Linked DNA regions of Homo sapiens: region 1 is linked to region 2. The links are chromatin contacts, found by Hi-C or POLR2A ChIA-PET in ENCODE. All regions are on one chromosome and are shown on one strand. Each heading gives the region's core, a stretch centred on a gene start or an enhancer-like site at or near the end of the contact. The rest is flanking DNA. Distances are from core to core; before and after follow the strand shown. Region 1 overlaps PCDH7 (protocadherin 7). Region 2 holds the start of PCDH7 (protocadherin 7).

Region 1 (3,939 bases), core at 1,225-3,724, 150 kb before region 2:
GTCCTTTGCAGGGACATGGATGAAGCTGGAAACCATCCTTCTCAGCAAACTAACACAAGAACAGAAAACCTAACACCACATGTTCTCATTCATAAGTAGGAGTTGAACAATGAGAACACATGGACACAGGGAGGTGAACATCACACACTGGGGCCTTTCAGTGGGTGGGGTTTAGGGAAGGGATAGCATTAGGAGAAATACCTAATGTAGATGGCAGGTTGATGGGTGCAGCAAACCACCATGGCACGTGTATACCTATGTAACAAACCTGCACGTGCTGCCCATGTATCCCAGAACTTAAAGTACAATTTAAAAAAAAGTAAATCAACATAATTATTTTCTGAGTTTACACAGGCTAAACTACAATATCTTAATTAATTTTTGATAGGTTTTCCTTGTTCTTGTTAACAAAATTCTTTTTTACATGAAGTCCTAATGAGACTGAAGATTTATCTTTCTGGGGTGGCATGCTGCTGCGTGATCAGTGGATTAGCTGCCACCCTGGAACTGGCACACTACCTTGTGGTATTTCTGTGCTATCTGACAGAAGGAATCCAAGATTAACACGTTGTTCTCCATCACCAGCTGAAAAAAAGAATGCTTGATAACATTTTTGGTTTTCTTTTGACATAGTATATTTTTAGTTCACCCCTTTTCATTTTACTAATTCTTTTTCATATGGTTGAACTATTTTGCAGATAAAACTTCAACAAGTAAAGACAAAAATATTTGCATGGAAGTCACCCTGTACATCAGAAAGCTAGAGTTACATACAGAAACATCTGTCAGCATATGGCTATACAGATGCATCACAACACTTTAGGGTCTGACAGCTTTACTTTGGATGGGCTCTTCAGTAAAAGAACAAATTGCTTTTGTTTTCTTGGATTCTAAAACAACAGGCCTATTCCAGGGGTCAAGAATTCTTGATATTAGGTCCTGGCTTCCATCAGTCACACTTACATAAACATAGATTTTTTTTTCCATCAGAGAGTTTATCATTTAATTATATTGTTTAAATCATACAAAGTAGAAAAAAAAGAAAAAAATTAAGCACAAGGAATTGCCATTACAAACAGAAGTCTTTGAATAAACATCATAAAATGGAAGGCACTGAACATTCCTTGTCAGAGAAGCTAAATCAGAACATACACAACGCCTGCTCGTAAGTGCTCAGGAAAAGGCAGAGACAATTCAGCAAGGAACTTAAGTCAGCAGCGTAATGTTTAAAATTGGGGTTTTGCAATCTGACATACCACTTGAATTTCAGCTGTACCATTTTGTATGATGCTAGCATGCAAATGAACCTAAATCACCATTTCTTCATCTTTAAAATAGCACTATAATAGGGATTAAACGAGGTGATGTATGTAAAACACTTAGCACCATGCCTGGCATATAGGAATTTCGCCAGAAAGGGTAGCTTTAAAAAGTGAATATTCATAACAGTTGGTATCATTAACTGAAGTCCCAGTTAGTAGTGCATGAATTTTTATTTCTGTCAGAATACATTTCTGACAGGACTACTGAAAAGTAGTGAAAATGACGGATTTTATAAGACATGTAATGATGGATAATAACTATTAATAATAACTAATGTGGCTTCAAATTTGAGCCTCTTTTAGGGAAAGGTTTTATGACATCCTCTTATAGAAAAACCAGCATGATTGACAGACCTACATTTTAATGTATATTAAAAATATCGTGCAATTTTTAAACTGCATCCTAATCCAGAACTATATGTTAGTTTCTCAAAATGAGGATATCACCTCTGATAAAATGCAAGTATCTCTTTTGAATAGCCCTACCATCAGAATGAAAAATGAATGCTATTTTCCCCTCAGGTGATCCATATGAGTGACAGGGACAAATAGACATATTCCACATCACACTGCATGTCTGTTTTCCCCTTTCTCGCAAGGAAGTGGCGGCACCAGTGAATCACCAAACCTTCTGTGGGCTCCTACCCAGAGAAAGGCTGTGTGCCAGGCTCTCAGTTGAATCCACGGATGTCTAAATCCTTGTCCTTCCTTTCCCCCAAGGAGCCTACAGCTTAGGTGATGAGATCCAGGAGAAAAAAATGATGGTTAGGAATGCAAAAGTTAGTGAGTACATCATGTACCATCTTAAAAGAGGCTTTCATTCTTCCTTGCTGAACAATGATTTGAGTATTAGGTGCCCTGAAGTATAGGACAAATGTTGTAAATAATTACAAAGCACATCACAAAACATATACTTTCTTACTGATTTGAGTATATTCTTTAAAATTCCAACAATTTCTGTGAGGGGGCCTGTGGGAAATACTAAGACGGACCCTCACCTCCATTCTTACCTTTTTCTCCCTTAGCATACAGAGACTAATTCTACACAGGATAAACAAATCAAATCAGAACTAAAAGTTCAAACCAGCAATAATTCTCCATCTGTGGTTTACATTTCTGGGAAGTCACAGAGAGCTCTGATCCATGGACCTGTACAGACAGCCTGAGGTGACATACCAATTGAATCTCATCACCCTGGGCAAACAATCTCTAATTCCATCTAGATGGTAGCAAGCAAAGGTGTAGAAAACAATTTTCCCATTTCTACACCATGAACCTTAGATCTACCTCACATTTAAGAATAAGGTTTCATTTCCTTTTTGTTACCCCAACCAAAGTCCAGCTCTGTGTTCTGGGGGGAAACCAAAAAGAAAGGAAAAGAAAAAGGAAAACAAAACGTCAGGTTTACTGCTTTATCAAAATGAGGGCTACATACAGAAACTTCTTTAATGGCTGCAGAAGGGTTTCATCTTTCCTTTGCAAGTCCTGTTTCTCTGTAAACGATTGTCTTATTCCAGTTTACCATGTAAGGATTGCAGAGAAAGGAGTAAAAACACATCAAAAGGACAATACTTTTTTTTTTTTTTTGCCAGAGATTCTATTTGTGGAAAGAATTTTCCTTTTATGGCCATGGCCAGAAAGCAACTGATTGCTGAGCAAAGCTGTGTAAGCAAAATATCCAGTCACTTCATTTCACAGTAATGTAACCTGGAAAATTGAACAGAAAAGTTAGAAACTGGAGTATATTTGCTCTAACGTTACAGCAATCAGCCCAAAAATGCCTCTATTAAAAAGATCTAAGTCAAATAAGGAAAGCTGTTGTGTATAATGGAAAGAGCATGAACTTCAGGTCAAACAGATCTCATTTTGCCTCTGTTTAAGTCTTTGCTACACAAGCTGACTAAGCATCTGTTTCCTTAAATTTACAATATTAATAGCAATACTTCTTTCTGGAGGAAGTTTAGATAATTTAATGAAATAATGTAGATATGTTAGGTAATTAGTAACCTGTTAAGTAACAAGCCAGGTTAAACTTCTCAAATCTCCCCTCATTACCAACATGTAAATAAAGTTAAGCTTCTTGATATAGAACCAGCTTTTTTAAAATTTTGCCAAGTAAAGAAAGGAGGGCAATGGAAGGAAGTAGAAAGAGCCATGAGATAATGAGCAGAAATAACTCAAGACTATCAGGTAATAAGAGAGCTTTAAAAAGACAGGAGTGGAGTCATTTCATGTTCATTTAACATACAGGAATTCAACTAGGTTCAGGCAAAAACACAGAAGGAGCTTAACTTGTGTACACCATTTTATCCAGTTTTCCACTCCACGGAAGTATGCCCCTAAATTCGAACAAGAGGATAAGAATGCATCTGCTATTCTCTCAGGCATCTTCCTTCCAGCATTTGAGGATTTCCGTGCCAAATGTGATTCAAGGGTCAAAAAACACATGGTTTTCATACAACATACTCTATAAGTATGCCAGCTACTTCCACTGGTTCTTAAGAGTCAACTGTTCATCAACTGAGAAAAGACTGGCTATGTTAGAGAGATAGAAGGTATGTATATTTCTATCAGTTCCTTCCTATGAGGTTTTCCAAGGTAATTTTCCTTAAAATAC
Region 2 (3,540 bases), core at 265-2,764:
CCTCCACCGTGAGCGTGAGCACGGGCGACGGGAAGGTGGGCGTGTTGTCGTTGATGTCAAGCACGATGACCTGACCCTCAAACAGGTCCACCCAGCTCTGCGAGGGCCCGATCACCGACACCTCGAAGTCCAGGAAGCACTCGTTCTCGTCGAAGATCATCTGACACTGGGGCAGCTTCTCGCGGTCGATGCGCCGCTCGCTCGTGCTCAGCTCGCCAGTGAGGTTGTCGATCTTCAGGTACTCGGAACCGGACTCCAGGCTGAAAGTCACCTCACCCGATCCGGTCACGATGCCCAGGTCTGAAGCCACGTTGCCGATGCGGACGTCGGCGGGGCCCTCCTCGGCCAGCCGGTACCGGAGGAGCTGCTTGGCGGCCGCCAGGCTGAGCGAGAGCGGCAGGAGGAGGCAGCAGCCCAAGCACCAGCCGCGCGCCCATCCCGCGGTCCGCATCCTCAGCATCTTCTCCTGCTGCTGCTGCTACTGCTCCTTCTAACCACAGCCCCCTCGGCGCCCCCCTCCTCCGGGGCCGGCCGCCTGCCCTCCCCCGAGTCCTCTCCCCTCTCCCGGAAAGGAAGGAGCGAGAGGGAGGGGAGGGAGGGGGCAAAAGCGGCGTGGAGAGTTGGCCGGGAATGGGGGTGGGAGGGCAGCGATAGATGCTTCTTTTTTTCCTCCTGCTTCTTCCGAAAGTTATTGTTTCATAATTCATGCAATGGGTGCTAATCGCCCGCTCGCCTGCCGCCGTTCAGTCGCAGTACTCACAGTTCACGGGACACTGCGCGCCGCGGGTTCGGCGCTCCCCCAACCCAGAGTCATCCCCTCAGCGGGCGGAGAATCCCCGGCTCTAGTCCCCGCTCTGTCGGAAGGGGCCAGAACCGCTCCGGCAGACGGGCAGTGGGGCTGGGAAGAGGTGGGGAATGAGCCTGCAGCCTCCCCCGCCTGCCAGCCCGCTGGTCTTTGCTGCTACTCGAGTTGAGTCCAATTCACGTTCCAGGCACTCACTCCAAACCCAGGCTCTGCTCCGGCTCCGGCCACCCAGACAAACGTGAGTCGCTTCCTGCACCAGGCGCTGGGGCCAGCAACAAGCCAGTCTCAACTCCGACTCTGCTCATGCAGCGGGGGAGCCAGTCAACAGATCGAGAATGAAAAATCCCCCGGCACGTCGCTTCGGGCACGGTGCAGGGGAGACTACTCGCGTCACAGAGCGGTCAGTGTCAGGGTCCCCCCGGCGCGCCAAAGAGAAGCCCGAGCCATCTTCAGAGACGCCCAGAGTCAGTCCCTTCTCACCCCGGAGAGCGCGGGTTTCTCTTTTTTCTTAACAACTCTGCGCAAGGTCATTAGTCACGAAGCAGCCGCCTGAAACCGCAGCAGCCTTTCGCCCACGGGGGCGAAGGCTGAGCAGTGCGCACCGTGCGGTGCCCAAGTTTGGGTTCGCAGCCGCAGAGTCCGTGCCTTTTCTCACCTGCATTCGGCCCGCATGTCGGAGCAGTGGGATCTGCAGCGCTGTGCGCGATTCAGGGAGGAGATTGCAGCCTCTCTCTCCCCGCTCTCTCTCGATCCCTCCCCTCCCTCCCTCCCTTTCTCTCTCCTCCCTCCTCTCTCTCCTCCCTCCTCTCCTTTCCCCTTTCCCCCTCTCCCACTCGCTCTCTTGCACGCTCTCTCTCCTTCCCAATGCAGGGAACTCAAGCTGAACTTGATCCCTTTGCAGTTCAAAGGTGAGCAAACCAGGCTCGGAGCACAGGCGACGTTAGCCGGCGAAAGCGCACGGCCGGGCGTCCCCAACGGCAATTAACAAAGATGCCCAATTCTGTCTGGATTTCCGAAGAAAAGCCAAAGGCTTTCGGGCGGGGGTGGAGGGGGAGGTGGAGTCAGAGACAGCTGCCAAGTAGCTTAAAAAAAAAAATCCAGTTTGCCAAGGGGAGAAAAAGTGTCAGTCGGTTGTGGCCTCGGAAGTGCCCTGGCACGGCTGGTGAATTCCGCAGTTGTCTCGTCCCTTTTCGCGTCTGGGAGAGTCTGGTGCGGGCGCTCCCGCCGCCCCTCGGGCTGCAGCGGCTCGGAGACACTGAACCGCTAGTGGGAATCTCCCGTTCGCTACCCGCGAGCAGGAAACCCGCAAGTTGCCCAAAGTGGTGGTTGCTGCTGGGTGCTCGCTCGCTCACGGATCAGGCTTGTCCCTGACGCTGCTGCTGCAGCGGCGGCGGCAGTAGCAGCCGAGCCGCCGAAACTACACACTAGGAGAGAGCGAGGGAGGAGGGCCCGGGATAAGGAGGCGGGAGGGAGCGTCAGCCAGCCGCCGCGCTCGGGAAAGCCCAGCCTCAGCTCCAGGGGCCGCTCAAAGTGTGCCCAATCCCAGCCAGTCCTCTTTAAGCCAAAGCCCAGTCCCCCTCCCTAGCGAGTACCGCCGTCTTCTCTGGGGGACTTGTTTTCCCTCCCTCGGGCTGGTAAATTTCCTCCTCCCTTGACTAATGCCCAGTTCACGCGTGAGAGCTTTCGGAGCTGGTGTCAGGATAGGTTTCTCCTTCTCCCTCCCTCTCAGACGACGTCCTCCTCCCCCCGGAAAGTGTCTCCGGTTCGCGATTTAGGATCTTGGTTAGGACATGGTTATCGGGGTCCTGGGGAACCTACGAGCGCCCAGAAAGCCACTCTGTTCTGAAAAACCATGACGGGCTGCAGTAGTGAAGAGAGAACATCAAACTCCAGAGAGCTGGAGAAAGATCCTTTTTTGGGAGCTCAGACTTTGGATGGTTGCGGGGGGCAGGGGCGGCGGTGGGTGGAGGGTGAAGGATGTCTGTCTTTGTTTAAATGCTTGACATTCCTGTCGTCGTGCTTGCTTGCGGGGGTAGACCGTGTGTGCGCGCCTGGGGAATAAACACATGTTGGAAACCTCGATATTATTTTCTGAGCAGAAACCTGCAGCCTTTAGTAACTGGCAAAGTGTAGCGTCACCTATCTGGATAAAAGGGAAATAAACTTTAATGGCAACTTTGTGTACCAAAGTGTCCCCAGCTTTCCCATCTCTCCTTTTGACTTTGTGTCCCTTGACTGTCCCTATTTCCTGAAGCAAGGCTTCTCCAATTTTCATTCACGACCACCGCAGCCGGCCTCATCAGATCTCAGGTCTGGTTGTGTTTTTGAACTGAGCCATTTACTCATTTATTTCAGTGGCTGTAAACGAAGAGGCCCGGCTAGGATTAAGACGACTGAGACGGACTGTAGGTATTTGGGGAGAATTTTTACCATCTCGAAAGAGAGAAAGGGCCGCTGCTGGGATTTGCTTAGTCTTCAGCTCGCCTGACGTATCCATACACATTTAAGGGCCTCCCCTCAAAGAAAAATTTAAAGCCGAAAAAATAAAATCTGTCCAGTGTGGGTATTCTTTACGAGACCTGGGTGACGAGGCAGAATGATTTAAACAAGACAAACACCAATAAAGTCAACGAGCAGATGTAGCGCGCGGTTGTTTGGGCGGGCGCAGGAACAGGAATGAGGAGGGAGAGGCGGCAGAGATTTCCAAGCTCTCCCTACAGGGGATCGTAGATGCC

The links. Hi-C counts contacts between places; a loop is a spot of excess contacts on that map. ChIA-PET counts read pairs that join two places held with the same protein, here RNA polymerase II (POLR2A). Pooled maps may share reads with other maps.
Region 1: a loop to region 2 is called in a map of PC-9, with 8 times the contacts of the local background. The contact joins the enhancer-like site here to the promoter of PCDH7 in region 2. A Hi-C loop is called at or near these places in 19 of 168 maps with a recorded cell type or tissue (A673, Caco-2, Calu3 and 15 more) and 11 of 50 pooled maps. POLR2A ChIA-PET finds 5 or more read pairs at or near these places in 3 of 52 experiments (AG04449, AG04450 and PC-9).

What each region holds. Positions count from the first base shown.
Region 1 is chr4:30,865,668-30,869,606 of GRCh38, reverse strand. All of the region lies in intron 1 of PCDH7 (protocadherin 7), which reads right to left. Among named protein-coding and RNA genes, the nearest start is that of PCDH7, 150 kb to the right of the region's middle. Within about 2 kb of position 2,474, at least 7 of the 41 ENCODE cell types and tissues checked have a DNase peak (open chromatin) inside an H3K27ac peak, as active enhancers do; they include HCT116, PC-9, ascending aorta and 2 more, where a contact is called at or near this core.
Region 2 is chr4:30,718,343-30,721,882 of GRCh38, reverse strand. It overlaps PCDH7 (protocadherin 7), which reads right to left and starts at 1,514. Exons shown (of 3, transcript NM_001173523.2): 1 at 1-1,514. The coding sequence starts at 460. LOC124900844 reads left to right here and starts at 2,762. Exons shown (of 1, transcript XM_047416545.1): 1 at 2,762-3,540. RefSeq lists an enhancer at 1-705.